Regions from separate parts of the Mus musculus genome. Here region 1 is linked to region 2. The links are chromatin contacts, found by Hi-C or POLR2A ChIA-PET in ENCODE. All regions are on one chromosome and are shown on one strand. Each heading gives the region's core, a stretch centred on a gene start or an enhancer-like site at or near the end of the contact. The rest is flanking DNA. Distances are from core to core; before and after follow the strand shown.

The links. Hi-C counts contacts between places; a loop is a spot of excess contacts on that map. ChIA-PET counts read pairs that join two places held with the same protein, here RNA polymerase II (POLR2A).
Region 1: a map of gastrocnemius shows a loop between it and region 2 (7-fold over the local background). The contact joins the promoter of Tmem191c here to the promoter of Hic2 in region 2. A Hi-C loop is called at or near these places in 6 of 37 maps with a recorded cell type or tissue (gastrocnemius, heart and left cerebral cortex). POLR2A ChIA-PET finds 5 or more read pairs at or near these places in 4 of 5 experiments (Patski and embryonic stem cell).

Annotation. Positions count from the first base shown.
Region 1 is chr16:17,274,644-17,281,595 of GRCm38, reverse strand. Tmem191c (transmembrane protein 191C) reads right to left here and starts at 5,296. Exons shown (of 10, transcript NM_177473.3): 1 at 5,128-5,296; 2 at 4,839-4,962; 3 at 4,709-4,759; 4 at 4,557-4,634; 5 at 4,346-4,402; 6 at 4,195-4,254; 7 at 4,004-4,068; 8 at 3,855-3,927; 9 at 3,705-3,745; 10 at 2,935-3,624. The coding sequence starts at 5,282. The coding sequence ends at 3,420. It overlaps Pi4ka (phosphatidylinositol 4-kinase alpha), which reads left to right. Exons shown (of 55, transcript NM_001373955.1): 53 at 487-576; 54 at 796-879; 55 at 976-1,244. The coding sequence ends at 1,027.
Region 2 is chr16:17,230,068-17,236,248 of GRCm38, reverse strand. It overlaps Hic2 (hypermethylated in cancer 2), which reads right to left and starts at 2,662. Exons shown (of 3, transcript NM_178922.3): 1 at 2,519-2,662.

The sequences.
Region 1 (6,952 bases), core at 4,047-6,546, 43 kb before region 2:
GGCTATAAAGATAGCTTAGCCATTAAAAGCTAGGCTCACAACCAAAGACAAGATAAATCCTTTTTTTTTTTTTTTTTTTTAAGTGAGCCTTGCACTCTGGTCACACATCTCACCTGTGTGATCAACTTCACACTCTGAACCTCCAGGCACACTCCTAGTCCCCCACAGCTGACGCTGTCATGCCCCAACACCCTTCTCTTCCTCTGGACTTCCTGGCTAGCGTTTCACCATAGCCCCAGCACCACCAAGGCTACGTAGGAGACTGGCATCAACCACTTTGGCACATCCCAAATGCTATTGTAGCTAACACCAAACAGAGCATCTTTGAAACCCCTGCTGGAAGCCTGGCATAGTGGGGAGATCACTCAGCCATATAGTGCTATATGTGGTCCTGCTAGCAGATTGTATGGAGAAGTGGCAGCTGGACCACAGGTTCTGTGAGCAGGGTACCTCACACTGTTTGTCCCCCACCCTCTGTCTCCACAGCCCCTATATGGATGCAGTCGTCTCCCTGGTTACACTCATGTTGGACACAGGCCTGCCCTGTTTTCGTGGCCAGACAATCAAACTTTTGAAGTAGGTACCATCTGCTGGGGCTCTATCTAGAAATGTATGTATCCTTGGATCCCCAGAGCAGACAGGGGGTTTATAGAATAGCCACATGATCATGCACTCCCCATGTGGCCTAGTAATTGCTGGCGAGGATCAGGGAGCATACTAGACCACAGCATAATGTCCCTGGGGGATGGGGGGGGGGGCAGATTCCCACAAATGCCTCCTTCCATCTCTGCCTAGACACAGGTTCAGCCCGAACATGACAGAGCGGGAGGCTGCGAATTTTATCATGAAGGTCATCCAGAACTGTTTCCTCAGCAACAGGCAAGTCCCTCCCTGTCCCTGAGGCCCTGTCCCTGCTCCCCACACAGCTGGGGAGGGCTCCAGCGAGGTCTTCACTTTCCTCGCTTGACCTTGCAGGAGCCGGACCTACGACATGATCCAGTACTACCAGAATGATATCCCCTACTGAGAAGCCTAGCCTAGCACCTGAAGCCTTGAGTGTCACAGAGCAACTCGTCCTGCCACCGTAGGCCTGGCTGTGGGGGCAACGGGCACATGGACCGTTGATGCACACGTGTGAGTCTCTTTCACACTGGACACATTCCGTTTGTTCACCCGTCATACTACATTGGTACATGAAGTATTTTCTTGTATAAACATGAAAAAAATAAAAATCCCAAAATGTGCTGCTTTTGTTTTGTTATGTAACCAAACATGTGCCTGTAGTTAAAGGTGCTCTTTGACCTCCTGATCCTTCCGAGGCACACCTAGCTTGAGTAGTCTTGGTTCTGGTACTGAGGATCAGACCCAGGGCCTATACATGCTGGGCAGGCCCCCACATCCCCTAGCTATAGCCCCAGCCTATGACTCTTTGGATTAATGCCTCTTCCAGACAGGAGTCCTCTGCAGCGGAAAGGCTTTCCTCCATGAAGGCCCTAAACAGATGTGGCTGTTTCTGTGTCAGGTACCAAACAGGTGCGAGCCAGTGTGGTCTCAGAAAGTAAGGTTTTAAATTGGAGCAGAGCCTGCAGTTCAGTGGTTAAGGCACTTGCCTGCTGTGCACAAGGCCCATCCCCCAAAGCCCCCCAAATATCAGTCAGATGGGACTGGCAGCAGGGTGGGGGTGAGGTGAAAGGCTAGAGCAGTCACCCCAAGGACCCTGGCACCACTCTGTCTAGTTTTGTTTGCTTTTTGCTTTTTCTAGACAAGGTTTCTCTGTGTAGCCCTGGCTGTCCTGGAACTCACTCTGTAGACCAGGCTGGCCTCAAATTCACAGAAATCTGCCTGCCTCTGCCTGATGAGTGCTGGGATTAAAGGTTCGAGCCACTACTGACCAGCTGGCTTTGGCTTTTTGTAAGATTATATGAGTGTCTGCATGTAGTTTGTGCACTATAACTTTGGTGGTCTGGCACCCATAGACACATTTGTTTGAATGCTTGGCCATAGGGAGTGGCTCTATTAGAAGGTGTAGCCTGTGGGAGTAGGTGTGGCCTTGTCACAAGTGTGTCACTCTAGGGGTGGGCTCTGAGGTCTCAAATGCTCAACCTGAACACTATGGCACACAGTCTCCTTCTGCTGCCTGTGAATCAAGATGTAGGACTCTCAGCTCCTTCTCCAGCACCATGTCTGTCTGGACACTGCCATGCCTCCCACCATGATGATAATGGGCTAAACCTCTGAAACTGTAAGCCAGTGCCAATTAAATGTTTTCCTTTATAAGCATCGTCATGGTCATGGCGTCTCTTCACAGCAATGAAACCCTAAGTAAGACAATGACTATACCTGGTGCTCAGTTAGGGAACAAGAGGGCAGTAAGAATCCCTGAGCAGGAATTCCGGGATGTTGTCAAACACTGTGTGTGAATATTGGAAATTGACCACCCAGTTTCCTGAGACAGTTCCCATTAGCTGGAGCTCACTAATTCACACTTGTCTCTACCTCTCCAACAAGGGGTCACTGACATTACCACCACATCCAGCCTTTTTACATAGGTTCTTAGGGTCAGACACAGGACCTTATGTTTGCAAGGCAGTGAGAGACACCAGTGCATACAACTGATAGGTCGCTGCACGCTACAGAACCTAAACCACATCAGGTGCTTTCTCCAAGTTAAACAGACCATTCCAAGGTACTTTACAGACCACTCTGTTAGGCCGTTAAGGGAGTCTCCAATGAACTTAACAGAAAAAGCTGTAATTGTTTAAATGCTGTGGTTATAGCTTAGCATTCACAAGTGCTGAGCTGAGTTCAATCCCCAGAACAGAATAAACCATCCCTGGTGGCTCATGCCTATAATCCACTCAGGAGCAGGGAGGTAGGTCAAGGTCACTCAGCTGTATAGTGAGTTCAAAGCTGGGATGAAACCCCACACACCTATAAATAAACAAGTAGTCTAGAGTTTATTGGAAATTCAACCCAGATTAATTTCCACTCAGCAGGGCAATCCTTATCTACTGCATGTTCCCCACAAAGCCCACGGTGGCAAGCATACACTACCCGGTGTGTTCAGATGCTGTGAGGGAGGTATGGCGAACTCGAACCTGCCCAAGAGGGAACCCCAACGTTGAAGTAGATCTGGAGTAACTGTGCATCCGCATCCAGGGAAAATAATCCACCCACTACGGAGGGGACCCGACAGGCCAGCACCCACACCCATCCTACCCAAAGCTCAGGTTCAGAAGAGCCCCCTAGAGGGGTCAGGCTGCGGCCTGGACACAAGCAGCCCCGCCACAGACAGGCACCCCTGCACTCAGGTGATATCGGAACAGACGAACTTCACCCCCACCCTTTTCATATAAGCAGGCACCCAGAAAACACAAAGGAGACAGAGGTACAAGCGGCCAAAGCCGACATGATGCACTCTAGGCAGGCAGCAATCCGCGCGCACGCAGCTCAAGTAAAGGCGACAGCGTGTAGCGCAGCCGGCGGAAGACCGCGTCAGAGCCGAGACTCTGGAGCCCCGGGCCAACGGCGTCAGGCTTCGCCAGCACCACGTAAATCAGCGGCAGCACCAGGAAACCCAGCGGGAGCAGCAGCAACGTCTGCAGTGCGCTCAGCGCCCACAGCCTGCAGAACCACCAACGGACAGGTGGGTGGTGGCTCTGGGACCCGGAACCCGGACCGCCCAACCCCCACTAGCCACTCACCTGAGGCTTCCCGCGCCTGTACCACCGAACAGTCGCTTTTCCTGCAGAGAAAGGGCTGTATCCAGTTTTTTGCCTGGGCAGCCGCTAGGCTCTAGCCAAATCTAGTGGGCAGGTACCAGCTTCAGCCCGCGCTTCCCAGCCCACGCTCACGCAGTCAGCCCTGGCCACCTCCTCCATGAGTGAGCCCGCGCAGTCCTGCACCGGACGAGGCTCTGAGTTCCACCTGCAGGACAGGCGCGGAGATGAGCCACCAGGCTGGGCCTAGCACCTTCCGACGCCCTCCAAGTCCCAATTCTTACGGTTCCGAGCCACCGCGCGTAGCCTCCAGCGCAGCTGCTGCCTCCATCACTTTCCCCTGCAGCTCCTGAAGGATGGCAATAGGGATTCAGGGCAGAGGATGCGCTACATCGCGAGTCAGAGAGTAAGGAAGAAAGAGTCGAGGCCGCAGGGCATTCGAAAGAGAACCGCTGTCAGAAACGAGGGGTCACACCTGCAGGACTCCACTCTGCTCCTGGAAGCTGGCCCAGGCCTCTTCTGTCCGCTGCGCACCCTAGAAGCCAGGGGCTTGGTATGAGCATCGCAATGACAGGCCCTCCCCACACGCCTTCCCCCCCCCCCCCAGAGTCCAGCGCCATTCGCACCTGCCGCAGGTCCTCTGCCTGCATGCTGAATTTGGCCTCCGCCAGCTCCAGATGTTTCTTCGGGAGGATTCAAGTGATGTCAAGAACCTGAAGTCCTCGCACACCACTGGGCCTCGAGGCTCGGTCCCCGGCCTTGAAGGCTGATACTCTGCCCACAAATGCACATAACCCTGCCCACAGCCATACTCCGCCCACAGCCCCGCCCAAGTACCTGCAGCGCCACAAGCTGGTTCCCTAGTTGCTGCTCCGCTCGCTGTTGACTTAGCTGCTCCCCTCCATAGTAGAAAAGCTGGGGACCGAACTCGTGAGTGCCTGGCTCAAGGATCTTGGGGACTAGGGCATGATCTGAGACACTGCACGTACCTGACTGGACAGTTCCTCCCACTGTTCCTGCAGCTTCCGATTGTGTTGCTCCTGCGAACAGGGTCCAGGCTGTCTAGGCCCCTCCTCCAGCCTAGCCACCCCGGGAGCCGCCTCTTGCTCTTGCCCGCACCAGGTCCTGCCGGTGCTGCTCCGCCGCCTCCAGCAGCCCACGAGCCCGCTCCGCACGCTCCCGTGCCGCCTCACATGCCTCGCCTCGAATGGCTCGTGATGCTTGACTTCGTCTCCGCTGCAGGCTACACGGGGGAGGGGGAGAGGGGGCGGAGAATTGGTCTGGGATAAAACCAGGGAGCAAGATATTTTGGGAAGGAGCCGCCACCAGCCTGAGAGTTCCAGACTAGGGTCCCACTGCCTGGAGCGAGACTGCCAACAAGCCTGCCGGGGCCTCGGTGCCCTCGCACCTGCGCTCGCGCTCCCGCAGCTCCTCCAGGCGCCCGGTGAGGCTCTCGCTCTCGGCTTCCAGCCCACGCACCAGCTCTTCTAGCTCCTGCTTCCGCAGGCGGCCATCTCGGTTGTCCTTCTGCAGCTGCAGCAGCTGCTCCTGCGGCTCAGTCATGGCTCCAGAGCTCCGCCCCGACCTCCACCGCCTGGGTAACTTGGTGGCCCGCGTCACAATAGGCAGCAGAGGGCGCCCGAACCCAACCGAGACGGATCACGCCCGACCAATTCAGGTATACAAAGCCGGGCTTGGTTGCCCACATCTGTAATTCTATCTCTTGGAGGTGTGAGGGCACGAAGATCAGGAGTTCAAGGTCATCCTTTGCTACATACGGAGTTTGAAATTAGCCAAGGCTACATGCGGACCTGTCTCAAAAAAAAGAAAAACAAAACAAAAAACAAAAATATCACAGTCCAGATCTGATTGGTAAAAAGTTACTAAAGTTCTAAGGAAGGACCAGACTTGATGGTCCGTACCTTGTAATCCCAAAATACTAGAGGCTGAGGCAAGATCACCTAGAGTTCAAGGTCAGCCTAGAGGTCTAAACAAGACCCTGACTCAAAAGAAAATGAGGGCCGGGTGTGGTGGCCCACGCCTTTAATCCCAGCACTTGGGAGGCAGAGGCAGGCGGATTTCTGAGTTCAAGGCCAGCCTAGTCTACAGCCTGAGTTCCAGGACAGCCAGGGCTACACAGAGAAACCCTGTCTCGAAAAAACAAACAAACAAACAAAAACCAAAGAAAAAAAGAAAGAAAAAATGAGAGGGTTTGAGAGATGGCTCAATGGTTAAGAGCACTGACTGCTCTTCCAGAGGTTCTGAGTTCAATTTCCAGCAACCACATGGTGATCCACAACCATCTATAATGGGATCTGATACCCTCTTCCGGTGTGTCTGAAGACAGCTATAGTGTGTGAGTGTGTGTGTATGTGTGTGTGTAATCTTTTTTTTTTTTTTTTTTTTTAAAGAAGGACTGAAGACATGGCTCAGCGGTTAAGAGTATTGACTGCTCTTCTAGAGGTCATAAGTTCAATTCCCAGAAATCACATAGTGGCTCACAACCATTTGTAATGGGATCTGATGCCCTCAAGACAGTGACAATGTACTCATATAAATAAAAATAAATAAGTCTTTAAAAATAAATAAATTAGCCAGGCGGTGGTGGCACACGCCTTTAATCCCAGCACTCGGGAGGCAGAGGCAGGCGCATTTCTGAGTTCGAGGCCAGCCTGGTCTACAGAGTGAGTTCCAGGACAGCCAGGGCTATACAGAGAAATCCTGTCTCAAAAAAAAAATAATAATAATAATAAATAAAAATAAATAAATCTTAAGAGCCACAGTAGCTGTAACTACTGTAACTACAGGCTAAACCAGGTGTGCCTCACCTTAGATTCTGAGTGACCAAGCAGGGAGTGCTAAACTTTTGAGAAAAACATTTTTTTGTTGCTGTTGTTTTTTCGAGACAGGGTTTCTCTGTGTAGCCCTGGCTGTCCTGGAACTCACTTTTGTAGACCAGGCTGGCCTTGAACTCAGAAATCTGCCTGCCTCTGCCTCCCAAGTGCTGGGATTAAAGGCATGCGCCACCGTGCCCGGCTTGAGAAAAACATTTAAAATTAAAATTTTTAATGTTTTTCTCCCCCATGTGCTATGAAACTTTGTCGTGGTCTCAGTGGCTGGATTTTCCCTAGCATAGTGCCGTGCTGAGTGGTGCTGAAGGACCTGGGAGGACCTGGGTGCTAGGGTGGCCTGATGGTCTCTTTTCTCCATGGTTTCAGCTCTAGAGAACCTTT
Region 2 (6,181 bases), core at 1,413-3,912:
GTGAGGTCTAAGCCAACCAAGGATACATAGGGAAACCCTCTTTCTTGGGCCAGAGAAATGGCTCAGTGGGCAAAAGTGCTTGCCAATTAGCTTTATGACAACTTTGACCCCCAGGATCCACCTGGTGGAAGAAGAGAACCAACTCCTACAAGCTGTCCCACGCTCGACTCTAGCAGAGAGTCTGCCCATCGACATGCATACATACGAATAAAGAAATGTAGTATCTCAACAAACTCCAGCTCAGTTTAAAAGGGAGAAGGGTAATTCATGCCCCTAACCTCACCCCTTCAAGCCTGACCTTGACAGGCAATAAGGACTCATAGGAAGACTGCACAGCATTCCCTACAGCTCAATAATGCAAAACCCTGTTGCTCTCAGTCCACAACAGCTGACTCCTAGAGGATCAGAGACTGCACTTATTAACAAAATGAGAAATCTGATCTGTGGAAAGAAAACACTATGTGAGGATTAATCTAGAATTGCAGCTTGTGGAAAAGGCTAGGCTGCTGGCCAAGACCAGGAAGTGCGGAAGGAAGGAACCCTGTCTACCTGTCCTCAGAGCAGGTACTATGCAGCAGAACAGGCTGCACCGCCCCTGCCCTGTTTGCACCTCTTCTCCTTCTAGCAATTACAGCAAATCATTTTGGTTCTGCTTTAAACACAGGGCTCCCTCGAGCTGCTTCTTCCTACACGCAAAGCCAACAATCAGAGGGAGATTTTTTTCTTTTCAGGAATTGCTCGTAAAAGCTCAGTGACTAATGTACAAGTCCCAACAACTGGCAGGAAAACACTGCAGGAAGAAATTCTGGGCACACAGCCGAACTCAAACAGCCAGACAAGCTGGCCAACAAGCACTCTCAACACCTTACAACTAACCTGCAGAAAGCCAGGAGCCAAATTAGTAAACTGAATGAACAGCATTGCTCCCCTCGCAGCAAGCAGGCAGGCAATGCAAAGACTGGACAACTTTTCCCAAGTCTACCCTGTAGGTTTCAGAGGTTTTCATTAAAAAACTGCATAGGACAGAAAGATCACCTGCAGGCACATGACTTCTTGCAAAAACCTTAGTGGGAAGGTTTGGCCACACATTTGTCTCTAGAGGCCAGCCTGAGGCTGGACCATCTGCTTTCTTTCAGACTACTCCAGGAGCTCTGCTCCACCCAGCATACTTTTTCGAGAGACAGAGCTACAGAGTGGTTACACAGACTACGATCCTAAAAATGTCTGCTTGAAAGCCAGGGATTCCAGATACGGGCAGATAACAGTGGAGGGGCAAGGCCAGGAGGAATCAGAAGCAATAATGTGGCATCCCTCTAGGGTTTGCCTCCATCCCACCAACCTTTGTCCTAGATTGGAAATCCCAAGTTCAGCCTAGAAGATGAGCCCCTCCACGACCTGCCGAATCTCCTGGTCCTAGGTGCAAAAGCCACAGCTAGCAAACCCCAGTAACAGTCCAGTCACAGGATTCCTATAGGCAAGGATCCGCCCCTCCCCCATCGCCACATATGTCAGTGGGGGTGGCCTCTCAGTGTTACACCCCTCCTGCTGATTGAAAGTGAGGAACCTGGAACACAGCTTTCCAAATGCGCCTGACAATTATAACTAGAAAAGATACTGTGAAGAGGGGGATAGAACACATAAGTAAATAACTTCTGAATCTCTCCGGCCAGCCAAGATCAGCACGGGACTCTCGTCGCAAGGTAGTCCAAAACTGTTCAGGGCGCGGCCGCTGAGAGTATTATCTGGCCTCAATCACTCCAAGTACCTAAGTCACTGCCCCCCAGGGAGAGGTATTTTCCCCCAGCACTTACACCCAGGCTTGTGTGCATATGAACCATTCTGGAAGATAAACAGAGAATGACAAGCTAGGGCCCCTCAGCTCACTCCCTGAGCCAGCCAGTCCCTTCCTCTTGCCACCCGACCCCCTCCCCCCAAGCCCATCTCTCTTCCTGCCAGGCGGCTGCCTCCAGCAAAGGTCTGGGGGCAGGGCAGAAAGCCCACCCAGCCACGGAGCCGGGCCCTCTAAGCCCTACCCTGTCCCTGACACGGCCAGTCCCCCAGCCAGGAAGGGTACTCGAGGAAAAGGACTGCAGACCATACACACAAGCGCAGTTCTGGAAACCGTAAAGCGTTCCAGTGAGGGGCAGCCGCAGGCGTACAGCCGTTTGCATAATGGGAGAACGCCCGCCTGTCAGGCAGCATAGCTCGCCCGACGCCGTTCGGATTAGATTGCTAATGAAAAGGCACAAAGAGCCGGCGCCCGCTACCCCGTCGACCCCCGCTCCACAGACTCGCGTCCCCGGACTGGCGCGGCCCTGGGGGCTTTGTGCCCGGAGTCCCCGTGCCGGCCGCAACCCGCCGGGCACCTGAACCACAAAGCCCCCGCCCGTCCAGGGTCCCGCGTGCGCCTCGGTTCGAGACTAGGGGCCGTGCGCGCGCTCCGTCCCACGCGCGCCCACGCCCCCCTCTCCGGGGGCGCGCCCGGCCCGCGTCGCCCTCCCTCGAGGACACCGCTTACCTCAGGTGCCTGCCAGAGGCCCCTCGTCTTGGGCGCCCGACCTGAGCTGCACGCGCCCGCCCTGTCCGCCCTCCGCCGGCCCCCGCTCGGCTCTCCGCCCAGCGCGCCCAGAGCGCTGCTCACAGCCGCCCGCTCCGCGCCATCTTGGAAGCTTGTGACGTCAGCTCCACCCGCTCACCCCTGACCCACATCTGAATGGGCGAGCGACAGGGCGGACCTGGAGGCGGACCCTTGTGGGGGCGGAACCCTGAGGCTGGGCGGGGCCGCCGAGGGGTCTGAGTCCAGGGATGGGCCAGTGGCTGCGGCAGAGTGTAATGGGGGAGGGGCGCACGGGAGGTCGCCTACAGGGTCCCGATGCAGGCGCCAGAACGGGATGGCAACCTCACCTCAAAATACTTGACGGGCAACACCCAGCGAAACAAGAATCCTGCTCTTTACCACGGGTCTATGCCCAGCCCTCAAACGGAAGACTGACCCGTTTTGAGCCTGACCCGGACCCTTCAGAACCCCCAACACTATCACCACCAACCCGGTTCAGGTGGCCTGCGCCTCTCCTCTTCCGCCCGTTTGAGCCCCTTGATCTACGCAGAGTATCTCAGTCTATAAAGTTTAGCACCCAAAGGCTGCTTGCTCCGCTGTCTGGGCTGCAGGAAGGCCTGCGTGGTTCTGATTTTAAAGGAGAAAAGAGGCCTGGGAGTCTTAACCCTAAACTTCTCCTAGGATCCTTACATCCACTCTCGCGAAGGTCGACCCGGATTGCGCAGAGGGCGGAGAGGTCCGTGTACACTCTGCTTACTTATCCAGAGTTCCGGTGACCGCCGCAGGTCACAGGAGTTTAGGCAGCCCAGTAAAGACCCAAGACTTGTGGCCATCCAAATGTATTGGGGTTCACACGGAGTTATTCTCTAGAGAGTTATTAGATGACCATCTCTCTACTTTGAACACTAAACACTAAAGCCCACCACTGTTAAAGGTCAGAAAAGTCCTAGCCAGAACCTACAGCTGTTCTATAGGGAGGTTGTGACCCAGAGTCAACATTGAAACCCAATTCAATAACCCTTCACAGAGGCAAGCATGCTTTCCGAATGTACAAGCTTAAAATAACAGATTAAAAAAAATTAAAATTCTTAGTTTACCCAATAGCTACATAGCTAATACATGATTGTTTTTACAACTATCATCTTTGAAACACCAAACAACAGAAATAGGAGTACATTTGTCCTAACAGATATTAAAGCAAATTATAAAGCTACTGCTGTCAATTATACTAGCCAAGACATAGAATACTATGCCTAAACATCCTAGAAATGGCGAAAACTCAATAGATTGAAAATGGGTGGCATGGGGCATGTCTTTAGTCCCAGAACTCTGAAGGCTGAAAGAGGCAGATCTCTGTGAATTAGAGCCAGTCTGACTACATAGTGACTTCCAGTTGAGCCAGGGCTACACAGTGAGCCTGCCTCAGAAAGGAAAAACAAAAAAGAACTATCAAGCACGTGTTAAAGGAATTGTCAATCATGAAGAACAGCTTAGAGGTGGGCTGTTTTGAAGACTTACTGAGCCAAGTGTGGTGGTCCTGCCACTCCCTAGGTGATGGTTACAGGAAGGAACATTTTTTTCAGTGGTTATAGTCACTGGTAAACTGACTCCTATAAATAATACACTGGTATTGCCCTGACTCCTATAAATAATCACCCACTTATTCCCCTGTAAGCAGTTCTAATTAAATTCACTAAATCACATAAAAAAGAAAGAGTATGGGGCTGGGGAGATGGCTTAGTGGGTAAGAGTACCCGACTGCTCTTCTGAAGGTCCAGAGTTCAAATCCCAGCAACCACATGGTGGCTCACAACCATCCTTAATGCAATCTGATGCCCTCTTCTGGAGTATCTGAGGACAGCTACAGTGTACTTACATATAATAAATAAATAAATCTAAAAAAAAAAAAAAAAAAAAAAAAAAGAAAGAGTAGAACTGAGACAAGCTGGGGAAAAGAATGGGGTCAGAGGCAGTGGGAAAGAAACAAAAGAGGGTAATGGGCTGATTGTGGTCCAAATATGCTATGTGACTATGTCATGAGACCCATTACTACATGTAATTAATATAGGCTAATAAAAAAATCCAGAGTGAGCCAGGCATGGTGGCGCATGCCTTTAATCCCAGCACTCAAGAGGCAGAGGCAGGTGGATTTCTGAGTTCGAGGCCAGCCTGGTCTATCTACAAAGTAAGTTCCAGGACAGCCAGGGCTATACAGAGAAAGCTTGTCTGGAACACAAAAAACAAAAAACAACAACAACAACAACAAAAAACAGAGTGAAAGGCAGAGCTACAATTGTAAGATTCAGCTGTGCCACCCCTGGGGTAGTTAGGTTAGCTGGTACCTGAGGTACCACTAAGTCAGCACAACCATGTTTATCTTATACTTTTTTACCTTTTTATAACTTTTTTTCATACAATATATGATCATTCTTTCCCCTTCCCCCAGCTCCTACCTACTCAAATCTATACCATTCCACACACACACACTTAAAAAAAAAAAAAAGTCTCACACTGCAACTTTGTCCAGGAACTCTATATATAGACCAAACTGACTTCAAACTCAGAGATCATGCTGGGCGTGGTGGCGCACGCCTTTAATCCCAGCACTCCGGAGGCAGAGGCAGGTGGATTTCTGAGTTCAAGGCCAGCCTGGTCTACGAAGTGAGTTCCAGGACAGCCAGGGCTACACAGAGAAACCCTGTCTCGAAAAACAAAAACAAAAAAAAAAAAAAAAACAAAAAAACTCAGAGATCTTCCTGCTTCTGCCTCCTGAATGCTGGGATTAAAGGTGTGCACCAACAACGTCTCCTGGGCCCTCTTCTCTCTCTTTAAAAAATAAACAAAACCAAAAACCTAATACCACATCCACACAAAAACTTCACAAAATCAGAAACCAAAACAAGCAAAAGACTAAGCCAACATAGTGGCACATGCCATTAGTTCCAGCTCTTGGAAAGCAAAGGCAGGTGGATTGCTGTGAGTTTGAGGCCAGCCTGGTCTACATAAAGAGTTCCAGGACAGCAAGAGCTACATAGTAAAACACTGTCTCAAAAAAAAAAAAAAAAGTGCTTAGACAAAGCAATCTGAAGAAAAAACATGCTAAAACACCATTCAGTTTATATTGTGTTGGTCATCGACTCCTGGGCATGTGGACTGCCCTGAAGTGTGACAAATATTAATCAGTGAGACTCCGTTAGAGAAGACTGATTTTTTTTTCCAATTGCAGATAGCATCTTGGTTAGGGGTGCAAGTTTTTGTGTCCACATCCCCCTCTCTGTAGTGGAACCCCATCTGGCTTAAGCTTGCACAAGCCCTGTGCATGCGGCCACAGTCTGGGCGTTCATATGTGTATCAGTGCTGTTGTATCTGGAGGACACGGATTCCTGGGAACCATCCATCCATCGCCTCTGGAACTTACAGTCTTCCAGCCTTCATTATGAATAGGTTCCAAAGTCCTTAGAGGAGAGTTAGATGAAGACAATCTATTTAGGACTATGTGCTCCAAAATTTCTCACTCTCTATACATTTTCCAGTTGTGGGTCTCTGTGTTAGTTCCCAGGAAGCTTCTCTGATGATGGCTTCACTGATCTGTTGGTACAGCAGAATGTCATTAGGAGTCATTTA